Linked DNA regions of Homo sapiens: region 2 is linked to region 1. Evidence: chromatin loops called from intact Hi-C (ENCODE). Cell type or tissue: prostate gland. All regions are shown on one strand. Each heading gives the region's core, and the rest is flanking DNA. Links, peaks and the distances in the headings are about the cores only.

Region 1 (16,035 bases), core at 5,222-13,221:
GTGTGAACATGTGTGAGAGTGTGTGAGAGCATGTGTGTTAGTGTGTGTGAGAAAGTGTGTGTATGTGAGTGTGTGTGTGTGAACATGTGTGGGACACAGGGGATGACTCAAATGCTGAGTCACCTTGGCTGTTGTGCCTGCCCAGCAGGTCACTCAGCTGCATAGTGAGATGGGAGAGAAGTGGGGCCTGTTTTTCACAGTTGGTACTCAGGTGGAAAGCTCCCTGTTTAAAGTGGTCAGGAGGAGGGTGCCCAGCCCACCATGCATCTCATGACTATTCAGAGGGAACAACATACGGAACCAGCTCCCAGGCTCCAGCATTTGTCCATTGTGAATTAAAGATTTCCGCTTCCTCCGATTTTTGACTGGCTAGAATCAGCTAGGCCACCCGCAAGTTGGTTCACTGGTGGGGCAGGAGGATTGGTACAGAATGAAGATTCCCCTCTCCCCCTTCAACTTTCCTGTCAGAAACTTTCTCCTCCCAACAGAAGTCCTTTGGAATATCCTTGTGACACCATGCTTCTTGGAGGCCCCCTCTTTGCTGATGGCTGAAGGCTCAGTCAAAACTTACTTGACTTCCTTTTAACCGCTCCCTAAGCTCTGTCCCTCATACTTATCCCTCAGCTCCCCGTTCTGAGATCTTGTCTCCCTGGTTCTGAGCTCCATCCTAAAGGCTCAAGTGAGAATCTAAGGCATTGAATTTCAGCAAGAATCTCATTTCCTTCTTGCCCCCAGTTGACTATACTCACACTATCTTCTAAATCTTCTCCCAGTGAGAGGAAGTAAGGTAATTTTTACTTTTCATTTAACAGTTGGGGGAAATGGAAGAACACAAAGTTTATGGAACTTCCCCATGGTCCCTTCCATTTGTGAACTTCCAATTCACAAACTCAAAACCCAATTGTCTGACTTTAAAGCCTCTTTGTCCCCCTGTGGCCAATATTTGACTCTCCATATTGCCAAGAAACTAGAGGCAAGACCAGGGGTCACTGAGTACCCAGCTGCTGCACCTACTCACTTCACTCCTTCCCTCACAGAGCCTGCGACTGGGTTGGGGATGAAGCCACCAACTCATTGCCCAAGTGGTATCGCTTCATGTTTGTTTTTCCATCTGTAAAATGGGCTTAATAATAGCAGGGGTGTTGTGGGCCAGATTAATTAATGTTTGGACAAGTTCTTTGAGATTACCTGGATGAAAGGTGTGAGGGGAGTGCCAAGGCTTATTAGTGCAGAGGCATTTGCCAGGACTAATTTAGGATTCCCCATGTTTCCCAGTTAGCAGCCTCCATAGTGATCACTTACTCAGGGAATAGTTAGAGGGCAGGCAATATCCCAACATCAGGCCTGGCTTGTGATGGCAGAGGGTATAGGTTATGGTGGCTTTTCATGAGAATATTGCCTCATCCCTCATTGGTGGTTTGTCCTTCCATGTTGAAGTCTATGGTCCCACTCATGTATGGCCTTTGACTTAAGGATATGAGTGGAAAGAGGACAACAGGATCAATAAGATGGGCTGAGGGCCCACTGAATAGATACACCCCAATACAACTTTTGCCTCTGTATAAGCAGGATAATGACCATAGGTGCCTTAGGTAGCCAAAGAACCTGGAAATCAACAGAAAAAATAAACAGCTACCTATGCATGGAAGGAATGGGTGATGAATACATTTTACACAAGGATATCCACACAGTCGCAGAAAGACACAACCTCTATCAGACTGTAACTAAAAAAGCCAAAAAGAAATTTCTCCTCTTCATTCTGCCTCACTTTTTATTATACTGTTCAATTATACTTTTTTTTAAATAAATGTTTCGGAACTGTTTTGGATTTACAGAAAAATCATCAAGATAGTATAGAGCTCTCACCTGTCCTACATGCAGTATCCTCTATAATTAACGTCTTACATGAGTATGGTATATTTGTCACAGTGAATGAACCAATATTGATGCATTATGATTAACTAACACCCATACTTTATTATTCAGACGTCCTTAGTGTGTCCTCGTGTCCTTTTTCTGTTCTAGGATCTCATCCAGGATACCACACTACATTTAGTTGTCCCATCTCCTTAGGCTCCTCTTGGCTGTGGCCATTTCCCAGACTTTCTTTGTTTTTGATGACCTTGACAGCTTTGAGGAGTACTGGTCAGATATTTTGTAGGATGTCCCTCAACTGGGGTTTGTTTGATGTTTTTCTCATGATTAGACTAGGGCTATGGGTTTTGCTAAGTCAGACAGACATGACTCTATCCTCAAGAAGCTCACAGTCTAGTGGAGAAGTTTGACATGGCCATTTTTGAATGCACAGTTTGTTAAATGGTGCTAATGTCATCCTGGGATACCCTTGCTGCTTTTAAAAGGCACACAGTACTGGAATGACCAGCCAGACCCTTGTCTCATTTCTCTATCTTGGTGCTCTCTAACAGAAACAGAGAATAATTGGTTCATCTATGAAGGGTAGCGGGTGCCTGTTGAAGAGACTATCATAGTTGACCCATATCAGAGCAGAAACAAAGCAAATTACCAAATCAATTGACTTCATATGCCCTTCAGCCTTAGTTGATGGTTTAACTCACACACCTGAAGGACCTGATTATTTTAATCAGACTTGCTATTTTTTCTGGTTTAAGTAAATTATTTTATTTTCATGCTCTCATGAAAGTCCAGTTCAGTGTGGGCATCAGTCTAGCTACTTCATTAGTCAACTCAAAGCTTTATTGGTAACATGACCGTCTGCTGGTTAAAGGTGTGCAAAACCCTTCACTGAATCAAGTTCTTGTGGGGGATTTTCCCAGGAACTGGGGAGATCAGCTTAATAAAGAAGCTGTAACGTGTGAAAAGGCTCCACACACAATGGGTCCAGATCTTAGCTCTGTGAAGTTACTTGGCCTGCTTAAGTCTTAGTTTCTTCAGCTGTGAAACAGAAATAAAAATCCTCATTTCACAGACTCTATAAAAGGTAATACATTTGTCAGCTGCAAAGTCCTGTCGTGATGGAAAAAAAACATTATTTGAAGAATCACTAGATGGTGGGTGATGTGTTTTGGCTGCGTTCCCCACCGAAAATCTCATCTTGAATTGTCATTCCCATAATCTCCACATATCAGGGGAGAGACCAAGTGAAGGTATTTAAATCATGGGGGTGGTTTCCCCTATACTGTTCTTGTGATAGTGAGTGAGTTCTCACGAGATCTGATGGTTTCATAAGTACTTGGTAGTCCCTACTGCATTCATTCTCCTTCCTGCTATCTTGTGAATAAGGCACCTTGTTTCCCCTTTGCCTTCCACCATGATTGTGAGTTTCCTGAGGCCTCCCCAGCGATGCTAAACTGTGAGTCAATTGAACCTCTTTCCTTTATAAATTACCCAGTCTTGGGCAGTTCTTTATAGCAGTGTGAAAATGAACTAATACCGTGGGTTTGTTTTGGTCATGGTTGTAATCGTCAGCACTTTGCACAGTGCCTGGCACATAGCAGGATGTCAGTTAATGTTGTTATATGAGTGAATTAATGAATGCATCAATGGAGATGGTTGGATGCATGAATAAATGGATGGAAGGAAGTAATGATGGCCAGATGGATGAATAAATGGAAGGATGGATGGATAGGTGGATGAATAAATGAATGATTAATAAATGAATGATTAAGAGTGGTAATCAGGGCCCCTCCTACAAATGGGTCTTTTCTCTCCTGTTCCTTGTGATCAGAGGAAGGCAGTTATCTTAAATTTGGTTTCTGCCTTACAACTGTTTTGTGGCATTGAGCCAGCCAACTAACCTCTAAGTTTTCTTGCTCATAAAAGGACGATAATGACACCTTCTTTGGGAGCTGATGGTGTAGTGGATGTTGAGAAAATTAACTGGGTGGTGGTAAATGACTCTGAGATCCCTAGATGAAAGGGGCCACAGAGATGAGCTGTTATTATGCTTGTTACTTCCCTCTCACCGCTTCTGCCTCCCTCAAGGTGGCTCTTCTCAGCCTCCTGGGGCTTGATGGTGCCCTAGAAGCAAGTTTTACTTAGAGACGAAACCTATCTTTCATTGGACTGACTCTTCCCTGGGGTCATTTGGCAGAAGGCTTCCAGGTGAGAGAGATATAATCCTAGGAACTTGGCTGCCCTGCCTCATTTCCTTCCAGAAGGATTCATTTTCCCAAATGCCAACCAGGCCCTGCACTGCATAACAGCCTGAAAACAGACTCCCTTTTCCTCCCTCCTGGTATGATAAAATAAGAGATTCCTCTAGGTCCTCTATTTTGGGAGTCTCACCTGTTGGCAAGACCTGGGCTTAGAACTGGAGACCAGGTGCCTACCATCTGGTGTCCAAAGAGACCTGGGATTCATTTACATCCACTCCAGATTATAGCCATCTTCCTTTCCCTTTTCCCACATGTGGCACCACAGGTTGAAGGCATAGAATACACATGTCTTTCAGTTTGTGTGTCTCTGATAGAGATAAAAAGGTCAACAGACGCTGGAGCTGGAAAGATGGTTTGGATCCACAGCTGTGTGCCCTTGGACAAATTACTTAACTTTCCTGAAGTTTACTTTTTACATCTGTAAAAAAAAGGGATATAATGCCAACCACATGGGCTCATTGGGAGAATTCAATGAGATGGTGCTTGTTAACGTGCTCAGGAGTTAGGCTTCTTTCTTCTTCTCCTCTTCCCTTTCTCTTTTAAGAATGTTCTTGGGATTTCTTGTACTCATAATGAATCTTGCCTTGTTTTTTTGTGCTTCCTATCCCAGTAAACATGAAGTTTCTGGATCCAGAGACATGGATGAAAGTCTTACTTCATTATTGACCCTACAGCCCATCACTGTCCAAGGACAGATTTTTCTCATGCTAGCTCAATTCTGTGCCTTCTTCCATCTTTTTCGCCAGACAATGGCAACAGCTTCCTTGCTTGTCTCATTTTATCTCCGTCAGCCTATCCTCCTGTGGAAGGCACAGAGTTTGACTTACAGTATAAATCTGATTAACTATTCCCCCACTTGAAGCCTCCCAATGCCTTCCCAAAGGAAGCAGAGGCCTCTGATGCCACATATGGCATCCCCTCTGTGCCCTTTGTAGTTGGAATTGAATGCAATTGCCAGGATACCCTTTCTCCTCTCTTCTCTTTTCTTCTTATCCTTCTCCTCCTCTCATTTCTCCCTTTCTTTGTTATCCTCTTCCTTCTCTCTCCTTCTCCTTCCCTCTCCCATCTTCTTCTCTTTCTCCTTCTTCTTTCTCTGCCTCTTCCTCTTTGACCATTCTGTTTTTTCTCCTCAAACTCTTCCTCTGCCGGTCTATCTCTCTCTTTACTCCATGCTTATCTCTCTCTTGGATGCCTCTTCCCTGAATTGACATGGGAGAGAATCCCATAGTGTGGCCACCGCCTCTTTGTATGGGGCAAAAGGGCATTGGAAGAAGAAACTTCATAATACACCCTTCCCTGTTGACATGACTGTGCATTGGGGAATCCAGTGAGGTTACTGAAGTCTGTTTGACCACGTAGTTTTGAATGGAGAGTGATGTGGGCCTTCCCTGTACTTTCCTCTGTCCGTTGCTATTCTTTTTTTTTTTTCCATGAATGTAGCAACTCAAAGCTGTTTTATTCCTTGAGAAAGTTTAATAACTAATTTTCCTCTATCACTGTAGCACCTTATTCCCTGAGAATGAAAAATAATCACATTGTTTTGTTTGTTTATTTGTTTGTTTGTTTTTGGAGACGGAGTCTCATTCTGTCAGGCTGGAGTGCAGTGACGCGATCTCGGCTCACTACATCCTCCGCCTCCCAGGTTCAAGCTATTCTCCTGCCTCAGCCTCCCAAGTAGCTGGGATTACAGGTGCCTGCCACCATGCCCTGCTAATTTTTGTATTTTTAGTAGAGACAGGGTTTTGCCATGTTGGCCAGGCTCGTCTTGAACTCTTGACCTCAGGTGATCCGCCTGCCTCAGCCTCCCAAAGTGCAGGTATTACAGGCATGAGCCACCGTGCCCAGCCAATTACATTGTTTCTTAATTGTAAATTTCTTAAGGGCAGAGACCATATTTCATACATATTTCCATCTTCAACAAGACGTGCACAGTGCCTGGTACAAAGTCAAAGTGCCATCAATATTTGTTAAATTGAATGGAGTGGAGAAATAATGTCCTCTTGATTGGAGTCTTTTAGACTTAATCCCCTTTGGTGCCCACACCTCTCTAAATAGGTCAGATTATTCTATAATAATAAGAACGCTTGAGACCTCCTTTGCCCAGGGCAGAAAAATTTCAGCCAGATCCATTTCAGCAGGTGATTTTCCTGCTGAGGATGTCTAAAGATGGACTCTTCACAGATGTTCTGTTGTCTTTTCAAGCATTTTATCCTTGAACCTAAGTATGTTCTTTTAAATATCCATGCAGACTCCCCACCTTTGCTTCACTTTGAACCTACTATTTCTTATCTGAATGCGAAGAGTGACTCCCAAGAAACTTTGCCTTAAAATGATTCCCAGGATTGAAGATAGAAGCTGAGATTTCCTCTCTCCTCTTTCTTTTTATTTCTTTAGATTGGCAGCTTCTGATTTTGGCTCTGCTACTAATCACCTTGAGTGAGTCAGTTTCCTTCTTGGTGTCAATTTCCTCAAGTGTTAGTGAAAGGCTGGACAAAACATGACCCACTGCCTGTTTTTGTAAATAAAGTTTTATGGGAACACAGTCATGCCCATTTGTTTAGATATCCTCTTGAGTTGTGTTTGTCCTACAACAGTAAAGTAGTTATGACAGAGACTATATGGTTTAAAAAGTCTAAAACATTTACTATCTAGTCTATTACAAAAAGGGTTTGCCAACCCCTGAAATAGATGGAAACTTAAGACTCCTTTAATCTGAACATCTATGCCATGGTTTAGCTAGTTCTACTGAACGCCTCATTCCTTATAGATAGGCATCTCCTCATGCAGGGGACACATGCCACTGGGGTTCCTGGACATGATGTTGGGGATCCACTGCCTGAAATCAAGCAGCATTGAAGTCCATTCTGAGCAGTTATTGTTTTTTCATTTCTCATCCAATCCTTCCCATTTTATCTAAGAGAGAGGCTCAAGTTGATACCAGAATGTGAAAGCATGATTCTCTCTGGCTCATTTCTTCAGGCACATTATCATATTCAGCTGGAATTTAATCACACTTATTTTACCCCCACTGTATGGGCTCATAACCCCTTTTGTGAAATTTCAAAGTCCTAAAGGCTCTGAAAATGGAATTTTTTTCATAAACCATTTAATATTTATACTTAACACAGACAGCAGATTACATATAGCCTTTTAAAAAATTTGTCTTAAATGGGATGACATCAAACTAAAAAGCTTTTGCACAGCAAAGGAAACAATTAACAGAGTGAAGAGACAACTTACAGAATGGGAGAAAGCATTTGCAAACTATATATCTGACAAGGGATTAACATCCAGAATATATAAGGAACTTAAGGAACTTAAACAACTCAACAGCAAAAACAACAACAACAACAAAACAAAAGCAAAAAAAATCCCTGAAGTCCTCACGAGTAACCCAATTAAAAAATGAGAACACTTGGACATAGGAAGGGGAACATCACACACGGGGGCCTGTAGTGGGGTGGGGGTAGAGGGGAGGGATAGCCTTAGGAGATATACCTAATGTAAATGCTGAGTTAATTGGTGCAGCACACCAACATGGCACATGTATACATATATAACAAACCTGCACGTTGTGCACATGTACCCTAGAACTTAAAGTATAATTTTAAAAAAATGAGCAAAAGAGTTTAAAGACATTTCTCAAAAGAAGACATGCAAATGACCAACAGGTATATGAAGAAATGCTCAACATCTCTAATCATTAGGGAATTGCAAATCAAAACCACAGTGAGATATCACCTCACTCTAGTCAGAATGGCTATTATCAAAAAGACAAAATAAAAGTTGGCAAGGATGTAGAGAAAAGGGAACACTTACATGCTGTTGGTGAGACTGTAAATTAGTATAGCCGTTATGGAAAACAGCATAGAGGTTCCTCAAAAAACTAAAAATAGAACTACCATATGATCTAGCAATCCTACTACTGGATATACAAAGGAAATGGCATTCACGTGTCAAAGAGATATCTGTACTCTTATGCTTAATGCAGCATTATTTACAATAGCCAAGATATGGAATCAATCTAAACATCCAACAATGGATGAATAAATTAAAAATGGCATATATACATAATGGAATATTATTCAGCCATAAAAAATGAAATCTGGTCATTTGTGTCAACATGGAACATCACATTATTAAGTGAAATAAGCCAGACACAGAAAGACAAATACCATATGATCTCACATATATGTGCAATCTAAAAAATTTATGTCATAGAAGTAGAGAGTAGAACAGTGGATACCAGAGACTAGGAAGGGGCAGCAGGAATAGGGGAAGATGGGAGATATTGGTCAATGGGTACAAAATTGCAATAAGAGAGGAGAAACAAGTCCTGTCACTCTGTTGCACAGTGGGGTGACTATGGTTAGGAGTCAGGCATTGTATATTGTGAACTAGCCAGAAGAGAAGTTTTTGAGTATTCTCGCCACAAAGGAATGATAAATGCATGAGGTGATTTGATAATTATGCAACCTATAGGTATGTTAAAACATCAAATTGTAATGTATAAATATGTACAATTACAATGTAAAAAAATTTTAAAAACGTCTTTCATTTTCCTATAAAGATGATCTTCATCATGAATAAAAAAACGATCTTAATGTGAATGTGTATAGGTGATGCTGCAAAACTATGAATGTATCTAATAAGGGGTGCAGTCCTGGGGGTATATGACCATGTTGCCTTTCTAAAGTCTATGAAGTTCTGAATTCTGAAACCCATCTGGCCCTGGGGGTTCTGGATTAGAGATGTGGACCCACATCTCTTTTTATGGTTACTTCCTATTTATGGCAAACATTTAAATGTATATAGAGTAAGTCCATTTAAACCCCCCAAAATACATATATAATAATAAGAGGGTGCTCAGAGTTGGCTCACATTGTAGAGTGGTATAGAAATGACTGACGTTTGGGAAAGCTTGTCCTGAAGGATATTTTCCATCCTTTTAATGACCCCTCAACATTTTTTTTTCTTGTTTCTCACACTATTTTGTCATCACCAAGCCACCCCCTTACTACCTTCAAACCTGGAGCATCTTTGTATGTAATGGTGAATTAATGAACAATCCTGTCTCACCCATACAATGATAGGTGACTTCAAGAGCTGATTCGACATTCCTGACAATTTTAGAGACAACCTTTGAGGTCACTGAGGACTTGCATAGGAAGGGTTTTCCCTGGGGAACCTGGATGGGGGCCAGAGTCAGGGATCTCAGAGTTCTGGGTCCCAGGAACACTATCCATGGCTTCTAGGCCAGACTCATCAGAGTGCTGTGTTCTGAAAGGAGCTGGTTCAATCCTTTCAAAGGGCAATATCCCCAGCCCTAAGTAGTTCTTAAAACACCAAACAACATTAGCTCCCACAAATGAGGGAGGCTTAAACCTAAATCTGATTACAGCCGAGAGTGGCAAGGCGGCCAAGGTGCTATAAAGAAATTACGTTATTATGTCCAAGGGATGCCATTAAAACTCTGTTTACAAACCAAATGTGCCAGAGAGTGGGTCAGGGAAAGAATTATTAGCAACAAAGCTATTTGATCTCTTTTATGATCCAGTGAGTCATATCGCTCCATGATCTAGAAGGTGAATAATGAAAACCTCAAGCCTGTTGATTTATAAACAGGCCCAGAATTCTGTGTTCTTTAACCTCAGATGCCCTCTTAAGTGTGACTTACCCTAAATCAAATGGGACATCAGATACCACTGGGCTTCTCCCTCCTCCTGAGAGGTAATTGAAGAGGTGATTGGCGTACAGGGTGCATAAAATCCCTGTTCAAGATGATGGATAGCTTCGGGGGATGGGTCACCAGCCAGGACTTAGAGACACGGCTTTGTTTCTACATGCCTTGTATCTGCAGGGCTTGAGGCTCCGAAGCTGCTTTTGTTCAAGCTCCCGGATTCTCAGCTAACCAAGGAAAGGGAGGCTCGGGGGTCGATGTTAACACTTTGTCCTAATAGCCACGATTTTGCTCCCCTTTTCTCCCTCTGAGGAGGTTGTAAGGAGCAGGATCAATCTAGGTTTACATCGGAACTCCACCACTATGGAAAGCAACCTCAGGACAGTTGCTTCAGGCCTCTGAACCTCAGTTTCCACATCTGCAAAATGACACAGTCATGGTTGGAGCCCTTACTCTGTGCCCAGCACTAGGCTAAGGTGCTTTATATGTGGCACATGCCAGATTATTATTATTTTTTATTTTTAAAAATTTATTTATAAGACGAGGTCTTGCTACGTTGCCCAGGCAGGTCACGAACCCCTGTGTTCAAACAATCCTCTTGCCTAGGCCTCCCAAGGTGTTGGGATTACAAGTATGAGCCACCGAGCCTGGCTCCCAGATTATTTAAATCCTCACAATGATCAGACTAATCATTTATCTCCATCCTGCCATCTAACAGACACTCCTCTAAGAATTTTCTATCTATTTGTTTATTTCATCCTAACGGTAACTCTGTGAGGCAGTGCTGAGATCAGGGTCCTCCAGGAGCCGACCCTGAGACAGGATTTGAGTCTAAGTGGAGAATTTGAGAGGAGATCTCAAGAAGCATGTGCAAGGAAGTGGAGAGGTAAGATGGGAAAGGAAAGAAGTTCATCAAGTCTCAGCCCTCACCCCATGTCACCAGCATCCCTACTGTGGGCAACTCGGATGTGGTCCCTGTGGGAATCTGTAGGAAGGATGCACCCCAGGGCTGTCTCACCAAATGGCAAGGAAGTTGGGGTGATCAGGCCCCAACTCCAGTCAATCACAGTGCAGGGCTCCTCCAGGAGTCAATTTCTAGCAGGTCCCACATGCAGGCCAAATAAATCCCTCAGGCAAAGAATCGTAGGTACTCACGGTTACAGTCAGAAGCCATTGAATCGGCCTGCATGGGCATGGTGTAGGGAGAGTATGGGCCTAGCCCCATAACATCCACTACAGATCCACACTGAGGGGGACAAAACTGAGCCACGGAGATTTGAAGTGTCTTCCCTCAAATTTCCCAGCTGGCAAGTAGGAGGAGAGGGCCAGGTTCCATATCTACTGGTCATCTCACTTCAGGGTCCATAATGGAAGCTTGTGGGTGATGCTTCATAACCCTCCACAGAAGGTATTAATATTCTATTTTACACATGAAGAATCTGAAGTTCAGGGGTGCAAATTGACTTTGTCCTGTAGCAAATGAACAACTGAGCCAGGGCTGAAACTTCTGTGGATTTCAAAGTCAGGGACAGCCTCAGGACGCTGTAATCCGCTTGCCTGCAGAGAAATCCCCTAGTTTCTCCTGAATCAGACAAGTTCTCCAGTGTCTCAAACCAGATGTTCTGGCTACAAGGACAGGCAGAAGGTTGATGCTGTCTCACTTCCTGAAGGCCAACATCATGGCTGAAGGCGAGGAAAGGTCATCTGTAAGTGCTTGGCTTGTGTGTCCATCCTGCAGTGAGGCTATCTCCAAGGGGGCTGACTCATGGCTCTAGTGCCATCCAACAGTTTCCAGTTCCTAGATGCTGCCTGACTCAGCTCTTTATTTGTTCCATCTTTTGTTGTTACCGGGTCCCATCCTCTATGTTATTTGGGCATGCCAAAAATTATGCACCTTTGAATCAGAGTTGGCATAAAAGGCTGTAATTATGTGTACTAAAATGAATTCTTTGAGGCCTTCAAGCAGAAACCCTTCCTCCTTCTTCTTCCCCTCGTACTCCTCTTCAAGGAGTGATACAAAGACTTAGAAAGTCCCACTGGGCTCACAAGCACCCTGGCAGGGAGGGCAGAGAGCGGCGTTAAGAAACCACATGGTGCCATTAGATGCTCTTGACGTGCTGTGGTTTTCTGGTTCACTCTGCTAGACGGTGCCCAGGGCTGTTCCCGGAGCCGTCTGTCATTGTACTTACAACTCACATCACACCCCGAGTCAGCCTGTTACCCCGCAGAGCCAACAGCCTGGCTGTTTTCATGCAAAGCCAGCAAAAACAGACTGCCTGGCGGAGCTGGAAAACACAGACTCCGCAGCCTCCTTCTTTCTTGCAGCAAAAATAAATGATAACAGCATTGAGGATGACCGGAGCCTGATGATGACAAGAAACAAACAAACAAAAAAGGTATCTTCTAAGCCCTAGACTGGGGGATTGGGCCTAGTTTGGGCACACATTTGCTTGGTAACCTTGGGCAACTACTTTCCTCTAACAGGGTCTCATCTCTTTGCTCATCCGTACAATGGAAATGCTGAGCTGGAAATGAACCTAAAGTTTCGTTTCAACATTTGAGTATTGTATTAGTTTCCTGGGCTGCTGACACAAAATACCACACAAACTAGGTGGCTTAAAACAACCGAAATTTATTATCTCAGAATTCTGGGGGCTGAAGTCTGGAATGAAGGTGTCAGGAGGGCCATGCTTCCTTCAATACTCTGAATAAGCTCCTTTCTTGCTTTTTTCAGCTTCTGTGGGCGCTGTCAATCCTTGAAGTTCCTTGGCTTGCAGCTGCATTTGTCCATCTCACATGATGCTCTCCCCTGCGTCTGTGTCCTCATATGTGTGCCTAAATTTGCGTCTGGGTCTAAATTTCTCTCCTTTGATAAAGACACCAGTCATATTGCAGGAGTGCCTACCATACCATAGTACGAGCTCATCTTAACTTGATTACTCAATCTGCAATGGCCTTTTTTTTTTTTTTTTTTCCAAATAAGGTCACATTTACAGGTACTAGGGGTTTAAGACTTCAACATACCTTTTTAGAGTTGACACAATTCAACCCATAACAGGCATTACTGAGTGCTTTTCTAGTGACCAGGTTTACGAGGTTTTATTTTGCGATTTGAGATAGGAGATATTGATGGCTTCCCCTCAATGGAGGAGAAATTGGGGATACAAGGGCAAGAACCATGTTAACTGCAGCCAGGGCTGACATTAAGTTGGGATGCATTGGTACAGCTTTATGGGTAGTTAAAACATAAGAAGACTTACCACTGTCCCACTATTCCACACTCTAAGAGAAGCATATAATTAGTCTCCCAGCCCCCAATCCCATGTATTCCTTTATGTGATTACATAAGTAATGCCTGTCATCCCCATTAGATCAGGAGCTCTGTATTGTTCAGATGCCTACATTTGGTTGTGGTTCAGAGTAGTTGCTTGTTGTAGGCATCCTCTAAGATGGCTCTCAATGACCTTGCCTTCTGGTGTCCAGGCCCTTGTATAAATCCTACCCCCCAACCCCCAATGCCACTGAAGAAGTCTGGCCTGTATAACCAATAAGACATTGCAAAAATAATGTTGTGCAACTTCTGAGGCTGGATCACAAAAGACATTGCAATGCCCACCTTGCTCTCTCTTGGGTCACTTGCTCAGGGGAAACCAGCTGCCATGTGGTGAGGATTCTCTAGCAGCCCCATGGAGAAGTCCATGAAGTGAACAACTGAGGTCTCCAGCCAACAGCCATGGGAGTGAGCTGTCTTGGCAGTAGATCCTCCAGCCCCAGTCAAACTTTCAGATGAGACCATAGACCTAGGTGACGTTTGTAACTGCAGCCTTATGAGCAGCCCTGAAACACAACCACCCAGCTAAGCCACTCCTGAATTGGTGACCCACAAAAATGAGTTTATAAATGCTTGGTTTTGTTTTAAGCCACTAAGTTTTGAGGTAACTTGTCATGGGGCCACAGATCATGAATACTATGCTCAGTGTAAATTTCTTGAATGAATAAGGAAACTGATGCATAAATCAATGAATGAATAAAAGAACTGTTTTTCAGGCTAATTATAGTTAGCTAGAAATTAGCTCCATCCACCATGGACTAAGTGGGTGACTTCAGGCAAATATAATCTTGCTGCCCTGGGTCTCAGTTTCTTCATCTGTAAAATGGGATGATAACAGCAGTAGCCACCTCAGAGAGCTGCTGTAAAGATTCAGGAAGAAAAGACAGGCAAAGACACTTAGCATAGTGCTTGGCAGGGATCATACTGGATTATTTAACACTCAGCACAACCCATGCATAAGCAGTCAGAATGGTCACCACCTGGCTTGATATCAGCCCTGGGGTGGGGCACATGATAAACTCTCCAGAATTGGTAGCTGTCATCATAATCATTGCCACCAGGCTAAAGGCTAATAACCTTAGTGCCTGCAGCAAGGAGCTCTCAACTTAGTGTGGGAAAGAGACAAGCAAGCAAACATTTACACTAGTGTGATGAAGGGCATAGGAATGTGCAAAATGATGATCCATTCTGCTACGGGAGGAAAATGCCCATATAATCACAGAGGGCAGAGGTCCAGAGGTCTCTGGCCTGAGCCTCAATTCCAGCTCTCAGACGCTTTTGAGAGTTAACGTTTGTTTCCACTGTTTCACCCAGTTTGGGAACAAATAAATTAGTTCTGAGCGGAACTAAAACCTAGCTCCACCACTCGTCTCCTATTGTGACCTTGGGCAAGTCACTTAGCCTCTCTGAATCTGCTTCCCCATTTATAAAAGGGGAACCATTAAAGTTGTTAACTCCTAGCAAGCACTTAAGACAGTACGTGGTGCTATTTTTGACACTGGTAAGTGCTTTATAAATGTCATGTGGGTTACTATTGTTACCACTTTTTTATTATTTAAGGTGCTGAATTAGACCCCTTCTTCCTGAAAGACACTAAAAGACACTCTGTTCTCATGGAAAAGATGGCTCCATGAGAGATGAATCTTAGTTTTCCTTCCCACACATACCATACACAGGGCCCTCTTGAACTTCAAAGAGAAGCCCCGCCAGGAAGCTCAACTCGCTGTAAGTGTAGCAGGAGAAATATGGGAGCCGGCTTCCAGGGCCGCTGAGCAGCTGTTTGATATCACACCAGGGTGGCCAAGACTTTGGGGACGGGCCTGTTTACTCCTCACAGATAACATCTCAAGTGGACTGTGGGGAAGGATGGGAAGGACGCTCAGGGTCAGCCTTCACCTTTGTAGTTGTTTAAATATCGATTATAACTCATCTGAGACTGACTTATGCTAGGGTGAGGAGCGAGTGATGTGTTTGAAGATATCCCATAGATTTGCTTGAAGACTTCATTTAGAGGATCTTAAATCTCTTAACAAAAATGGGTGGATCTCAGCCATCGTTTTTCTGGTTAAGAAAGTGCTCAGCAGCACTTTTGTTAATAAGCTTCATGGTTGAAAACTCTAAGATACCAGAGGCCTTCTCCATCTTAATTAAATATGGCAATGCATACTAATAAGAAATTGAGCTATCTAACTAATTGAAATGAAATGCGAATTGGATTTTAGAAAACAAGAAGTGCACAGACAAAGATGTTTTGGAAGCAGTTTTTAAAAAAATGCAATGGCTTTCCTACTGTAGGATTTCCTAGGGTCTCTTGTATGTCCATGTGCGTTTTGATTTTGTCTCCCTGAGAAGGACCTAGGAAGGCACAAGTTTTGCAAAAGTTTTTGGATCACAGAATCTTTAATTTGTGGAGCATAGTGTGAGATTAATATTCTTAGGAACACACTTTGGTCCAGGCTACTATGCGAATAAAATAGGTAAAGTACTTAGACCAGTACACACCACCCATAGCAAGTGCTTGGGGAATGGTACACATTATTATTGTTACCGTGGAGGGGGGTTGAACTTCAAAGTTGCCTCCAACTCTAAAAATCAATGATTCTCATTATAATGTCATCACAGAAAAGTAATTGAGCTTGTTGGCTTGGATGAAATGGAAAAAAATAATTGAAATTATGCACTCAAAATAGTTTCTTTAGTAATTTAAATGTAGTTCTTAACAAATAGCAAAGTTGATCTTCATTTGTCTTTTCTTTGTGGGGGAGGGGGGTTGTTTTTTCATAAGATCTTAGCAAACAATGAAATCCTCAGAGGCAAATCAAGTAATGTCCCAGGAAATCCCAGGACGCACATTTCAGCATGTGTAGGAAATGTGTTGTCTTCACAAG
Region 2 (16,035 bases), core at 4,136-12,135, 97 kb before region 1:
GGTGCTTACTGCATATTAGGTATGATAAAGAGGAGGACTGTGAGTTTAACATTGGAATTGAACAACTAGAGAAGAGTAGGGAATGCATTTTGGGTTTAGCACAGAACAGGTAGGAAAAGGCAAGAAGTATGACCAGGCACAGCCCAGTCTGAGGCATCCCATATTCTACGATTAAATAAATTAGGATTCCTTGTAGTCCTCCCTTCTCTGCCTATTTTTTCCCCCGTCAGGCTGGAATGCAGTGGTGTGATCATAGCTTAACTGCAACCTCGAACTCCTGGGCTTAAGGAATCCTCCCACCTTTGCCTCCTAAAGCTCTGGGATTACAGGTGTGAGCCACCCCACCTGACCCCTTCTCTTGCCTCTTTATCCAGTGGTGCTTACAGAGTCTGAGGCTGCCTTCACGCACCTTCCCTAGGGTAGAGGCTTGCAGCCCGTGGTGCTATGAGTAACCCTCTGTTGACTGCCCATTCTGCTCAGGGAACGGGCAAGAGTGTCAGAATGATTTACTGAGATCCAGCTCCTCTGATGAGGGGAGGGTCTCAGAGGCAGGAAGGAGGGTCAGTTGCACAGGCTCTGCAATCATACGGTGGCCTCCTGCCTCCTGCCAAGCTCTGCCAAGCTCTGCCAGGCCCCAGGCAAGTTGTAACGGTGGCTTCATTCACCTGGAGAGCAGTTTGGGTCTGGGCAAAAGCCTGTCAACTGTATGCAAACATATTTGCCTGAATTTATCTTTCAGCCCTTTCACAGTGTTTGGGTTTCTCTAGGCAAATGCTGTGCTTTGATACTCCTTTTCTTTGCGGTGTGTGTCAATAAGCGTTTTGAAATGTACCCATGTGGTGGTCAGGTCCAGTTTGCTGTAGTCTTGGAACTGTCTGACAAGGATGAGGAACAAAAGTGAATCTGCAAATGGGCATCTGAGAGGCTGGCAGCATTTGGAGGGGTAGGTTACAGGGGGTCACAGGCTGGCTACTCAAAGTGTGGTCCTCAGCTTAGCAGCATTGACCACCCAGGAGCTTGTTAGAAATGTGGAGTCTTGGATCCCACCAAAGACCTCCTGAATATCACTGCTCTTGCTCCAGGGACCCCACTCTAAGAACCACTGGATTGGACGAGAGGTGAGAAATGGGTTGCATCTTGAAAGCCAACTCTAATCAGTGTGTTAGCTACTGGGACCGCTGTGTTAAGTAGGGTTCTGAGGTTGTGTGATGCTTAGAGAAAAGAAGTACTGCACTCTTTTAGTCTTGTGTGCCACTGGTATAAGACGGAGACTTAGACAAGGCGTTGCTATCCCTGGATTTTCTGAGTGCTGTCTTAGGATTCCTTTATGAAACTGGAGAGAAGGAGCGAGGAATTAGGTGGAGCTCCATTTCCTAAGGACGGGGGGGGGGGGGAGTTAAGAAATTAGCCTTGCCAAGGACTTCATGACTAAAACACCAAAAGCAATGGTAACGAAAGCCAAAATTGACAAATGGGATCTAATTAAACTAAAGAGCTTCTGCATAGCAAAAGAAACTACCATCAGAGTGAACAGGCAACCTACAGAATGGGAGAAAATTTTTACAATCTACCCATCTGACAAAGGGCTAATATCCAGAATCTACAAAGAACTTAAACAAATTTACAAAAAAAAAAAATCAAACAACCCCATCAAAAAGTGGGTGAAGGATATGAACAGACACTTCTCAAAAGAAGATATTTGTGCAGCCAACAGACACATGAAAAAATGCTCATCATCACTGGCCATCAGAGAAATGCAAATCAAAACCACAATGAGATACCATCTCACACCAGTTAGAATGGCGATCATTAGGCCAGGCGCAGTGGCTCACACCTGTAATCCCAGCACTTTGGGAGGCAGAGGCGGGCGGATCACCTGAGGTCAGGAGTTCGAGACCAGCCTGACTAACATGATGAAACCCTGTCTCCACTAAAAATACAAAAAAAAAATTACCTGGTTATAATGGTGGGCGCCTGTAATCCAAGCTACTTGGGAGGCTGAGGCAGGACAATCGCTTGAACCCCAGAGGCAGAGGTTGAGGTTGCAGTGAGCTGAGATCACGCCATTGCACTCCAACCTGGGCAACAGAGCGACACACTGTCTCAAAAAAAAAAAAAAAAAAGAATGGCGATCATTAAAAAGTCAGGAAACAACAGGAGCTGGAGAGGATGTGGAGGAAATAGGAACACTTTTACACTGTTAGTGGGACTGTAAACTAGTTCAACCATTGTGGAAGACAGTATGGCGATTCCTCAAGGATCTAGAACTAGAAATATCATTTGACCCAGCCATCCCATTACTGGGTATATACCCAAAGGATTATGAATCATGCTGCTATAAAGACACATGCACACCTATGTTTATTGCGGCACTATTCACAATAGCAAAGACTTGGAACCAACCCAAGTGTCCATCAATGATAGACTGGATTAAGAAAATGTGGCACATATACACCATGGAATATTATGCAGCCATAAAAAATGATGAGTTCATGTCCTTTGTAGGGACATGGATGAAGCTGAAAACCATCATTCTGAGCAAACTATCACAAGGACAGAAAACCAAACACCACACGTTCTCACTCATAGGTGGGAATTGAACAATGAAAACACTTGGACACAGGGTGGAAAACATCACACACCGGGGCCTGTTGTGGGGTGGGGGAAGAGGGGAGGGATAGCATTAGGAGATATACCTGATGTAAATGACGAGTTAATGGGTGCAGCACACCAACATGGCACATGTATACATATGTAACAAACCTGCATGTTGTGCACAAGTACACTAGAACTTAAAGTATATATATAAAAAAAAAGAAATTAGCCTTGTCGGTCGGGCGCAGTGGCTCAAGCCTGTAATCCCAGCACTTTGAGAGGCCGAGGTAGGCAGATCACGAGGCCAGGAGATTGAGACCATCCTGGCTAACATGGTGAAACCCTGTCTCTACTAAAAATAAAAAAAAATTAGCTGGGTGTGGTCGCGGGCACCTGTAGTCCCAGCTACTCAGGAGGCTGAGGTAGGGGAATGGCGTGAACCTGGGAGGCGGAGCTTGCAGTGAGCTGAGATCACGCCACTGCACTCCAGCCTGGGAGACAGATCGAGACTCTGTCTCAAAAAAAAGAAAGAAAAAAAGAAATTAGTCTTGCCTGGGTGTAGCAGGAGGCTGAAAAAATTTAAAAAAATTAGCCAGATTGGTGGTATGCATCTGTAGTCCCAGCTACTTGGGAGGCTGAGATGGGAGGATCTCTTGAGTCTAGGCGTTTGAGGTTATAGTGAGCTGTGATCATGTCACTGCACTCTAGCCTGCTCAACAGAGTGAGAGCCTGTCTCAAAAAAGAAAAGGAAGGAAGGGACCGGGTGCAGTGGCTCACGCCTGTAATCCCAACATTTTGGGAGGCAGAGGTGGGAAGATCACGAGGTCAAGGGCTCAAGATCAGCCTGGCCAACATGGTGAAACCTCGTCTCTACTAAGAATACAAAAATTAGCTGAGCATAGTGGTGGGCACCTGTAATCCCAGCTACTTGGGAGGCTGAGGCAGGAGAATTGTTTGAACTCGGGAGGTGGGGGTTGAAGTGAGTTGAGATCACACCACTGCATTCCAGCCTGGGCTACAGAGCAAGACTCTGTGTCAGAAAAAGAAAAAAAAAGAAAAGAAAAGAAAAGGGAGGGAAGGAAGGAGGGAAAGAGGGAAAGAAAGAGAAAGAAAGAGAAAGAAAGAAAGAAAGAAAAAAGGAAGAGAACAAAAGAAAGAGAAAATTGGTTTCAATGCGTGTGCTGACTTGTGGCTATAACCTCAGATACTTGGGAGGCTGAGGTGGGAGGATGGCCTGAAGGCAAAAGTTGGAGGCTGCAGTGAGCTGGGACCACACCACTGCACTCCAATCTGGGCGACAGGGTAAAAGCGTATCTCAAAAAAAAAGAAGAAAAAAAAAAAAAAAAAGCAAGTTAGTCTCTGTGTGCCAGGACAGGACAGCTCAACCATTAAAAGTGTGGTGTTCCTGAGTATCTGAGACAGGCTACACAGAAGATCAACATTGGAAATCTCCAAGAGATCAACTTGAGTGCAACTCCCTCATTTCACAAAAAGAGGCTCAAAGAAGGATGGAATCTGCTCAAACACACACAGCTCGTTTGTTTGGATTCGCCTGGGCTCATGCTCTCAGAGCTCGTAAGAAAATTACTCAGGCCTTCAAACGCACCCGTCGAGGAAGGGAAGAAACTAGATCAGGCAGAAACTAGAAAGGATGTTTTTCGGACCCCCAAAGGCAGGCTGAGCCTATGACTCAGGAGGCATTTCGGGAACAGAGAGCTGGAAAAAAGAAGGGAGGGTCCCTGAAGGCCGGGGTGATGGAAGATAAGAAATTCGGATTTCAATCTCCCTACTTCCTCTGCTTCCTCAGACCCAGGCTGTATATAAACTGTATGCAAATGTGTTTACTTTACATTTTATTTCAATCGGAGTCACTCAGCTGTCGGGAGCTATGTCAACATGTCAGTCTGGTTGAGCAAACAAGCATTTTGAGTGGAAATATTTCAGATAAACAGACACAATGTTATGACATATCAAAACTCCCCAAACATGGAAAGAGGGTGGGGATGGTGGAGGAGAAGGGGGTGAAAAGCCGCAGAAAGGAGATCTATTTACCCTGGCACATGCGCTGTGTGGTCAGCTGAAAACAAAACAGGTTTTTTATTACTCGTGTGGTGTAGGGGGGAAGTTTCCCTTCTCTGTGGCGTTAATGCATCTTGTCAGCTGAAGAGAAGGCCTGCTTGGCGGGTTACCATGAACATTTCTCTTTGGTGTTCCTGCTGATTCTGCAGGAGGGAATCAGGCAAGAAAAGAAAAGAAAAACCCACCCGGATTAACTTAATTAGCGATGGGGAGGCCAGTTGCTTGGCGAAGTCCAACAACTTGTTTGAGGGTTGCCCTTGTTTTCGCTCCTTACTCGGGCTCTTTACAAACTGCCTTAAGGGGAGACACAAAGCAATGCCCTTGTTTGCGATCAGGGGTGGGGACGGGGGGTGTGCATGGCGGGGGGTGGGGTCGGGGCTGGGGGGGACCATGCGGACATTAGGCTACTCTCCTGCATGATGTATGTTTGTAAATTTCATCTTGGGAGTAGGTAATAAGGTTGCTTGGGTTCAATAACCAGAGGTATAAAAATGTATTTGGAGGAAAGTCTGTCTTCCTTCCTTCCTTCCTTTTTTTCTTTCCTTTCTTTCTCTCTTTCTTTCTTTCTTTTTCTTTCTTTCTTTCTTTTTTTCTTCCTTCCTTCCTTCCTTCCTTCCTTCCTTCCTTCCTTCCTTCCTTTTCTTTCTTTCTTCCTTTCCCTCCCTCCCTCCCTTCTTTCTTTTTTCTTTCTTTCCTTCCTTCCTTCCTTCTTTTTCTTTCTTTCTTTTTTTTTTCAGGTCATGCTCAGTTGCCCCCAGGCTGGAGTGCAGTGATGCAATTACAGCTCCCTGCAGCCTCGAACTCCCAGGCTCAAGCCATCCTCCCACCTCATCCTCCTGAGTAGCTGGGACTGTAGCTTACCACCACCCCCAGCTCATTTTAAAATTTTTGGAAGAGATGAGGTCTCGCTATGTTGCCCACAGGCTGGTCTCGAGCTCCTGGCCTCAAGTGATCCTCCTGCCTCGGCCTCCCAAAGCTTTAGGATTATAGGCATGAGCCACTGAGCCTGGTCTAAAGGAATGTTTTCTTCTCTTTCTTCATCTACTCATGTTTTCATCCCTCATCCCCAAACGTACATATACCCAGATTATATTTTGTTGGGTGACATTTCTTTTTAGTCCCCAAGCCATAGTCTGATGGGCTATGTCTAAAAGAAAATTCACCTTTTCTTTAAAATAATACACTGCTTATCCACACCTACAAGGTGCCGCCTTCTGTGGACATCCATTTTGATCATTCTCAAAGTTTGGAATTATTCACCTCCTGTTGGAGGCAGGAGCCTGAGGCCCAGAGGTGCAGGGGCACACCCATAGCCATACAGCTGGCCAGAGACAGAGCCAGAACTCAAACTCAGATCTGTCCAGCTCCAACGTCTACATTCTTCCAGCTCCACCAAATTCTTGGTTGAGCTTGCCGGGGAGAAACTGTGTAGCAAGGTAACTTTTGGAGGATTTGAGAGCCTCCAGCCAGCCCAGCTAGGCCAAACTTGTCCACTCCTGAAATGAAGTTGCCCAGAAAAAGAACTGCCTGCCTGTCCAAATGCTGGACTCAGCAGCTGCCTAGGGGATGCGCTCAAAAGATGTTGGCAAGTCCCCCACCGTCCAAAAATGTCTCCCCCTGCCACCTGTCACATGGCCTCAAATTCCACCCTCAGAAAGGTATGCCCCTGGGCTTCAATTTAAATACTTTTTTTGGGCACGGTTTCAGTGTAGACACTTTCCCTTGGAGAGGTTATACCTACGTCTTTCCCTCAAAGTCCCTTCTCAGCAGGGCGGCTAGCCCAGGGCTTGGGCTTGGAGGATGAGGTCACCATGTAGATATCTGGGGAGGTAAGGGGGGAACCAGGGGAAGGGAGCTAAAAAGGGGGCTGGGCAGACCAGGGATGGAGCCCAAGGGTCCTGACCAACAGTTGTATGGAGCATGGGGCTGCTGGGAGACAAAGCTTCATATGTTTCCCCGAGTGAGGGTCCCCGCAAGGCCCCACCTGTCTCCTTGCCAATCCCGGCTGGTGTGTTTTAGGTTGGAACCCTAAATAGCCATGCTAGGGGGCAGGGGAAGCCCAAGGCTTGTCATGGGCTCGTAGAATGTCACAGCTGCCACCCAGCAAGTCCTGTACTTCAGTCAGCCACGTTCCTTCTTAGCTCTGTTTTTCCATGATTACACCACCTGTAGGATTACTCTCTTCATATTTTCCTCTAAACCAACTCACTTAAAAAATTAAATAAACATCTATTTTAAGGCCTGCACACATGAGTCTTTCCCACCAATAAGGGATACAGACATAGTCAAGCTCTCTAGCTTTTGTGTGGCAAATGCAAGAATTATTTTTTAGAGGAAAGCAAGCATTCACGACATTTTCATTTTTTATGATTATTATTTTTTTGAGACAGAGTCTTGCTCTGTTGCCCAGGTTGGAGTGCTGTGGCGCTATCTCAGCTCACTGCATCCTCCACCTCCTGGGTTCAAGTGATCCTTGTGCCTCAGCCTTTCAAGTAGCTGGGATTACAGGTGTGCACCACCATGCCTGGCTAATTTTTGGATTTTTTTAGTAGACACTGGTTTTCCCCATGTTGCCCAGGCTGGTTTTGAACTTCTGGCCTAAGTGATCCACCCACCTTGGCCTCCCAAAGTGTTGGGATTATAGGTGTGAGCCACCACTCCCAGCCCATGAAAAATTTTTTTAAAAAGAAAACATTTAGATACACACACTTCAGTCTCTATTGCTGAAAGTTTGATTTGCTAATTGTATTTTTCTTCTCCTTCTCCTTCTTCTTCTTCTTTTCTTGGGACAGACTCTCACTCTTGTCATCCAGGCTGGAGTGCAGTAGCATGATCTCGGCTCACTGCAACCTCCACCTCCTGGGTTCAAGTGATTCTCTTGCTTCAGCCTTCCAAGTAGCTGGGATTACAGGTGCTCACCACCAAGCCCGGCTAATTTTTTTTGTATTTTTAGTTGAGATGGGATTTCACCATGTTGGCCAGTCTGGTCTTGAACTCCTGACCTCAGGTGATCTGCCTGCCTTGGCCTCCCAAAGTGCTGGGATTATAGGCGTGAGCCACTGTGCCCCGCCAATTGTATTTACTTTCTAGTACATGGTAAAATGAACTATTAGAGTAAAAATTAGTGGCCATCCAGATGCTCTCATAAATCATATGAAAGGTATTATGTCTTGCTCAAGTCACCAATTTTATGTAGAAGGAAACAGGTTCAAGAGAGAAAACTTGGGCAGGGGACACAGCTGGCTGGGAGCAGGATGAGGCCCAAGAGGCATCATGGAGACAGAAAGACCCGTGGATGGGGAGTCAGGAGACCCTGACAATAGCTCCAAATCTAAAAGCAGAAGCCACTTCTGTTTCCTATCTGGGTCTTGATTTCCCCAACTATGAAACAGGAAAATGATGTTACTATGGGGGCTCTAAAACTAGGAGGAATTAGAGATGGATTTGAAATCCTGGAAATTTTTTTTCTTTTATTGAGTCGAGATTCACTTAACATAAAATTAACCATTTTACTTTTTCTTTTCCCTTTTTTTTTTTTTTTGAGATAGATTCTCACTCTTTTGCCCAGGTGGGCATGTAGTGGTGTGATCTTGGCTGACTGCAGCCTCCGCTTCCCAGGTTCAAGCGATTCTCCTGCGTCAGCCTCCAGAGTAACTGGGATTACAGGTGTGCACCACTACACTCGGCTAATTTTTGTATTTTTAGTAGAGACGGAGTTTTGTCATGTTGGTCAGGTTGGTCTTGAACTGCTGACCTCAAGTGATCCGCCCGCCTTGGCCTCCCAAAGCGTTGGGATTACAGGCATGAGCCACCACACCCGGCCAGATTCTTTGATTCTTGACTTCCAGCTCAGCAGCTCCACACTAAGAAGGCCTTGTCCTCCTTCCTTTGTTGTTTAGTTTGCTTTAAGCAGCCTCCTCTAAGCCGGGAAGTGAACTGGGCAAGGAGGATCCAACTATCAGGGCTTCTAAACTCCGTGGCGGTGGACAGAGGTGGGAGACCTGGGCTCATGGGAGGCTCTCTAGAGAAGGCGACATTAACTAGCTTTTGAAGGTTGTCTGAGTGGGCCAAGAGGTGGGAAAGGTGATTCTGAATGAGGAGATGGCGCTTCCCAGTCGTGTTGGCTTGGCAGGGACAGAGCTGGCTGGAGCTGCCTTTCCTCCCCCACGCTGCTCTGAGATCCTGGAAGCACAAGTGCTTGGAAATGCTGTGTCTCCCTGACCCACCCACTCATCAGTGGAGCAGATGCGGGCCATTACTCTGATTGCTGCTGAAAGCGGTGGCTGGGGCCCAGGGCACGTCTGAGGATCACTGAGGGCCCTGGGAAAGTGGGGGCCCTACAGAGGGTCAGCCCCCACACACCCCAGAGGCAGGTGTTCTGCAAGCTTCCCATAGAGGCCTGCCAAGATTGTCCTCCTGCTATGCGGCACGCACGCAGGCGTGCCATTTCAGCTCTGGGCCTCTCTCCTGGAGCAGCTGGCAGGGGCATCTGTGGGTGGTGAACAGGACGGGGGGCCGGAGACCCTGGCTGACCTGTAGCCCTTGGGCCTGGAACTTCTCCCGCTTGTGTGCCTGGGTTGCAGATTTTCCGGGCACCTTCTTGGTAGAAGGCAGGCGGGATCTGGTTTCACGGCGAATTCAAAAGGGGCAAAGCAACGCGGCGCCTCCTGAATTCCTGGCCCTGCGAACGTCATGTCGTTAACGTGTTATTTATGGCACCCTCCTGACTCTGCTGTCATGTTAGGCCTCTGGGTGGGGCATTGTGCCCTCGCCAATCAATCAGCCAACCAACCCAATAGGCCCACTAACCAGCGTTAACCAGCTAGCATTTGTTCACTTATATGCCGCCAATTATTGTTTTAGAAGCTGCAAAGAATGGGTTCTTCCATATCTTTTTGCATAACCTGCATGTATGTTGCTTTATTTGTGCAATTAATGTGGTATATTGGTTTGTTACTGTGGATCCTCTCTTTAAAAAAAATTGTGATTAAAAAAACACATGACATAAAATTTTTCATCTTAACCATTTCTAAATGTACAATTCAGTAGCGTTGTTTATTCACATTTTTTTTTTGCAACAAATCTCTAGAATTTTTTAATCTTTCAAGACGGAAACTCTGTGCCAATTATTATTACTATTTTCTTTTTTTTTAATTTTAGAGACAGAGTCTCACTATGTCGCCCAGGCTAGAGTGCAGTGGCATGATCACTGTTCACTACAGCATTCGCCTCCTGGGGGCCCAGGAGATCCTCCCACCTCAGCCTCCCCAATAGCTGGGACTAGAGGTGCACACCACCACACCTGGCTATTTTTTTTTTTTTTTTTTTTTTTTTTTTTTAGAGATGAGTTCTTGCCATGTTGCCCAGACTGGTCTTAAATCGATCCTCCTGCTTTGGCCTCCCAAAGTGCTGGGATTGCGGGAGTGAGCCACTGCACTCAGGAACTCTGTACGCATTAGATACCAACTCCCTGGTCTTTCCTCCCCCAAACTCCTGGTAACCACTGTTCTAGTCTCTGTTTCTATGAATTTACCTACTTTAGCTGCCATGTAGAGTAGAATCACACAGTGTTTGGTTTTTGGTTTGTTTTGTTTGTTTTTTATTTTGTTACCTTAGTTTAACAACCCTGCAGAAAAAGTATTTGTTGGCCAGGTGTGGTGGCTCACGCCTGTAATCCCAGCACTTTGGGAGGCTGAGGCAGGCAGATCACCTGAGGTCGGGAGTTTGAGACCAGCCTGGCCAACATGGTGAAAACTCGTCTCTACTAAAAATACAAAAATTAGCTGGGTGTGGTGGCGCACGTCTGTAACCCCAGCTACTCAAGAAGCTGAGTCACGAGAATCCCTTGAACCCAGGAGGCAGAGGTTGCAGTCAGTTGAGATCGTGGCACTGCACTCCAGCCTGGGAGACAGAGTGAGACTCAGTCTCAAAAAAAAAAAAAAAAAGAAAGAAAGAAAGCAACAGGAGATACCACTTCCCACCCATTAGGAGAGCTGCTGTTAAAAAAGTAAATGAGGCCGGGTGCAGTGGCTCACGTCTGTAATCCCAGCACTTTCGGAGGCCGAGGCGGTCAGATCACTTGAAGCCAGGAGTTTGAGTCCAGTCTGGCCAACATGGTGAAACCTTGTCTCTACTAAAAATACGAAAATTAGCCAGGCTTGGTGGTGCATACTTGTAATCCCAGCTACTCGGGAGGCTGAGGCACGAGTATCCCTTGAACCCAGTAAGTGGAGGTTGCAGTGAGCTGAGATGGCACCACTGCACTTTCACCTGGGTGACAGAGTGAGACTCTGTCTCAAAAAAAAAAAAAAAAAGAAAGAAAAAGTGTTTGTTTTTTTGTAACTGGCTTCTTTCTCTTAACATAATGTCCTCAAGGTCCATCCTTGTTGTGGCATGTGACAGGATTTTCTTATTCTTTAACGCCAAGTAATATTCCATTACATGGATCTATCATAATCTCTTTATCCATTATCCATCAATGGACACGTGGGTTGCTTCCACTGCTTGGCTGTTGGGAATGATGTTGCTAAGAAGGTGGGTGTACAAATAGTGCATTCTTTTTTCTAAAACAATTAAAAATTTAGCTATACAATTAAGACCTGACTTAAAAACTCTCCTTAAAAAATATTAAACCTACGTAAAGAAGACTAAAATCTCTGTAGCCACCTCCTTCAGTCTCTCCATCCCTAATGATAAATTGATTGACTGCTATCAGCTTATTAAAGTGGACTCTATCCATCCATACACACACATCCATGAACATATTTGTGTGTGTATAAGAATATATCTAGTATCTTTTTAGGAAAAAAACAAGTATGCAGTCAGTTCTGCTACAATAATTAAAATCAAAGCACTATGCAAAATCACACATTAAAAGTCATAGGGTGGCCGGGCCAGGTGGCTCACGCCTGTAATCTCAGCACTTTGGGAGGCAGAGGCGTGATTGGATCACAGGAATTCAAGACCAGCCTGGCCAACATGGTGAAACCCTGTCTCTACTAAAAATACAAAAAAATTAGCCAAGCATGGTGGCGCATGCCTGTAATCCCAGCTACTTGTGAGGCTGAGGCAGGAGAATTGCTTGAACCTGGGAGGTGGAGGTTGCAGTGAGCTGAGATCGTGCCACTGCACTGCAGCCTGGGCAACAGAGCGAGACTCCGTCTCAAAAAAAAAGTTATAGGGAAGGGAACAGCACTCAAAAACTTTGTCAGTGACACGTAAAAAAATAGGAACCTAATAAAAATAATAGCACAATTTTACACATGTTAAATGGTTAAAAATATACGTAAATGCTGCAATAAAAATGGTACATTGGAAAAGTCCTAAAGTTTGTTTGTGCAAGTAGGCGTCAGAAGGGTTTCAGCTTGTGAGTTCCTGGAAAGCGGTGGAGGGAAGTTGTCTGAAATCTTAAAGTTGTGACACCAGGTGTGGATGGGTGTGGCTCGTAGCACGCAGAGATTGCTGAGGCAGCTGGTGGGTGTTTGCAGTGTGTTTATTTTGTGTATTCCTATGTGGCTTGGTTCAGCTGGGTGTAGTTTTCTGCATTCATCCAGTGTTTCTTTTGAATAAAATCATGCATAGCAAACACAAAATTTGGTTATGCTCAAATTGTTCCTGAATATATCAATCACATTGGAGGAAATTTATATTTTCTTTTCTTTCTCTTTTTTTTTTTTTTTTTTTTTTTGAGATGGAGTCTCTCTCTGTCACCCAGGCTGGAGTGCAATGGTGTGATCTCGGCTCACTGCAACCTCTGCCTCCCAGGTTCAAGTGATTCTCCTGCCTAAGCCTCTCAAGTAGCTGGGATTACAGGTACCCGCTACCATACCCAGCTAATTTTGTATTTTTAGTGGAGACAGCATTTCACCATGTTAGCCAGGCTGGTCTCAAACTCCCAACCTCACGTGATCTGCCTACCTTGGCTTCCCAAAGTGCTGAGATTACAGGCATGAGCCACCGTGCCCAGCCAAAATTTATGTTTTCAAAACAAGCATTGTAGCAGAACTGACTACACACACACACACACAGAGAAAATAAATGGTACTTTTTTGGTGTATTAGTATTTTTACATAAATTGTAAAAATTCATACCGTGTACATACTTCTGTAACCTATTGTTACTCTTATTATTTGCTTAACAACATTCCTAAGAGACCTTTCCATGTTAGTAATAATAAATTCATCATGTTTCCTCTGCTGTATAGCATTCCATTGAGTGGAATGAATTCTATTGAATGAATGCACTGCATTTACTAGCTATTGCCGTATGCATGGCATGCAGGCATATATGTTATTTTCAGTGGTTCATTATCACAAACAATCCTGCATTTAAGCTTCTTTCTTTCTTTTTTTTTTCTTTTTTTTGAGACGAAGTCTTGCTCTGTCACCCAGGCTGGAGTGCAGTGGTGTGATCTTGGCTCACTGCAACCTCCGCCTCCCAGGTTCAAGTGATTCTCCTACCTCAGCCTCCCGAGTAGCTGGGACTACAGGCAAGTGCCACCAAGCCCAGCTAATTTTTTGCACTTTTAGTAGAGACGGGGTTTCACCGTGTTAGCCAGGATGGTCTCGATCTCCTGACCTCGTGATCCACCCGCCTGTGCCTCCCAAAATGCTGGGATTACAGACGTGAGCCACCGCACCGGGTCATGTCTCCCTGTGTACACCTGTAGAATTGTCTCTGGCTAGACCGATTCACTGGGTCACAAGGTAATGTATACTTTGTTTTTCCTTTAAGAATGATATCTTGCCTAGGCCAGGAATCATGTGGCTCATGCCCGTAATCCCAGCACTTTGTAGGGTTGAGGCAGAAAGATCACTTGCGGTCAGGAGTTTGAGAATGATATCTTTTTTTGGAGTCAGGAGAGGGCACTTGGATATGAACCGGGGACCTCTTGATAGAGAATGATATCTTAATTCATTAATTATATTGTGGCAAAATATACATAACAAAAGCTACCATTTTAATGCCATTAAAACATTTATTTGACTTTTTTTTTTAACATATATATTTTTAGAGACAAGGTCTTGCTCTGCTGTTGAGCCTGGAGTGCAGTGGTACAATCATAGCTCACTGCAGCCTTAAACTCCTGGACTCAAGAGATCTTCCTGCCTTAGTCTCCCCAGGAGGTGGGACTACAGGTGTGCACCACCATGCCTGGCTAGTTTTGTTATTTTTATTTTTTGTAGTGACAGGGTCTCGTTACTTTGCCCAGGCTGGTCTTGAACTCCTCACCTAAAGCTATCCTCCTGCCTCAGCCTCCCAAAGTGCTGGGATTACAGGTGTGAACCATGGCATCTGGCCTTGACTTTATTTTTTAGAGCAGTTTTAGATTCAGAGCAAAGCTCATTTTAACCTTTATTTTAATTTTATTTTATATCACTTTTTTTGAGACTGAGTCTCGCTCTGTTACCCAGGCTGGAATGCAATGGCACAATCTTGGCTTTCTGCAACCTCTGCCTCCCAGGTTCGAGTGATTCTCCTGCCTCAGCTTCGCAGGTAGCTGGGACTACAGGCACCCACCACCATGTCTGGCTACTTTTTGTATTCTTAGTAGATATGGGGTTTCAGCATGTTGGCCAGGCTGGTCTCGAACTCCTGAGCTCAGCCCGCCTCGGTGATCTGCCCGCCTCGCCTCCCAAAGTGCTGGGATTACAGGCATGAGCCTGGCCCCATTTTAACCGTTTTTGACTCCACTGTTCAGTGGCATTAAGTAGATCCACATTGACCATCACCACCATCCATCTCTAGGATTTTTTTTAATCATTCTAAACTGAAACTCCATATTCCTTAAACAGTAACTCCTCACAGTCTTGGGTTCAAATCTGGCCCCCCACCTCATGCTGTGTGACCTTGAACAGTTTCCTCATCTGTAAATTGAAGGGAAGAGTGCATACCTCCTGGGTATGGGCTGATAATGGCATGAAGTAACACTGGGCGTGAGCTGAACTTCTTGCTTGGCACACTGTAGGTTCTTAATAAAAAGTTGTCATTATCATGCGAAATTGACCATATGCCCCATGATGCTCTGTTTTCTGATTTGTCTGACACCTGGTTCCTGTGAATGGGGGTGTTACATGGAATGCACGTAGCGTGGCTTGCTGGGATCCCTAGCTGAGGAACGGTGGAGTGTCCAGAAACTTCCAAGAGGATGAGAACTTCACCCATGTTACTCTTACAGCTATTACTGTAGATGGAGTTTCTAGGTCCCTCCCTGCTCACCCCCTGCCCTACTCCAGGGCCCAGGCCAGGCCTTAGGGCTCTAGGGAGTGACCCATTTTCAGTCTCGGTTGGTGCCAGCCTGCCTACTCGGGCTGCCAGTTACAGTGTGCACGGTAGCAAATGGATTGAGGTCACGGAGCAGATGGCAGTAACTTTCAGTTGAGATCTGCCAGGCTGCCTTGGAACCAGTGACCCGGAGGTAAACACATGTGCATGACCTCCTCTCCCCCTTTGGTCCATAAGTCTGGAAACTCGCCCCTTTCCAACGCCTGTTCGGGCTTCACTACAGGGGGCTAGACTGTCCTTTTATACTTCTTGGGCTCCCATGAGCAGGAAAGAAACTTACATTCTCACAGGCAGCAGCTACATTTCAGCCTCCACCGCTCTTGGCTCCACCCTTTTTCAGTGAGCTCAAAGCACTTTTTTCTCTTCAGCTCATTAATGTGATGCTATCCTTGGGGGTTATCATTAATCCCGTTTTATAGATGGAGAAGTGGCGGTAGGGGGAAGCTGGGACAGGGACCCATAATGCCTGTGGGTCAGAAGGAATTTATGTGGCCATGTCTTAACACACAGGTGAGTGGATGGGAGCACAGGATGTATTAGCTGGATTAAATCAATTGAAAATGCTACTCTGAAAACATACCCCAAGAAACAGAAGTATTTTTTTCCACCTCGTAATATCATAGCCCTGTGGCTTTTTAACTTTGGTTCACAGAACTCTTGGAGAATCCAAAGGAAGCTAGGGATTCTCTGCACATAGATATATGTTTATGTATATGTCTTACTGTTGACTTTCTCTTCAGGGTCAAAAGCAGCACTAGGCATCATATAGGTGCTCAATAAATATTTGTTGACTGACTGACTGAATGAATGAATGAATGAATGAACGATTCATGAAAGCCCTGGCTAAGTACTTCTAGCCTGATGCAATTAAAAAGGGGAGGTTAAAAGAGAGAACAAAAAGCATTTTCTCATATTCTTAATCTTACGGAAGTTAATTGTTCCATTCTGCAAATGGGAAAACTGAAGTAGGGTTCTCAACATCTGGGAAATCCTACATAAAATCCCAAGTAGCATGACTCTTATTGTAGAATGCTCCTAATGGATTTGGAAGCCTTGGGACACATGATGAACAGGTTT

Evidence for each region. A loop is a pair of places that touch in the nucleus more often than their neighbours do. Peaks named below come from ENCODE experiments on the same cell type or tissue, not always from the same donor. Only the 100,000 strongest peaks of a DNase experiment are listed, where the experiment ranks them.
Region 2: it touches region 1 in a loop (2.4-fold over the local background); 2 of 110 quality-filtered maps call a loop at or near these places.

What each region holds. Positions count from the first base shown.
Region 1 is chr12:114,904,761-114,920,795 of GRCh38, forward strand. No RefSeq gene overlaps it. Among named protein-coding and RNA genes, the nearest start is that of TBX3, 230 kb to the left of the region's middle. In prostate gland, for the core only: no CTCF peak of the experiment used is centred there; DNase peaks (open chromatin) are centred at 9,691 and 9,781; H3K27ac peaks cover 1,567 bases.
Region 2 is chr12:114,808,871-114,824,905 of GRCh38, forward strand. No RefSeq gene overlaps it. Among named protein-coding and RNA genes, the nearest start is that of TBX3, 130 kb to the left of the region's middle. RefSeq lists enhancers at 6,600-7,100, 8,613-9,135. In prostate gland, for the core only: no CTCF peak of the experiment used is centred there; DNase peaks (open chromatin) are centred at 4,224 and 4,691; H3K4me3 peaks cover 613 bases; H3K27ac peaks cover 878 bases.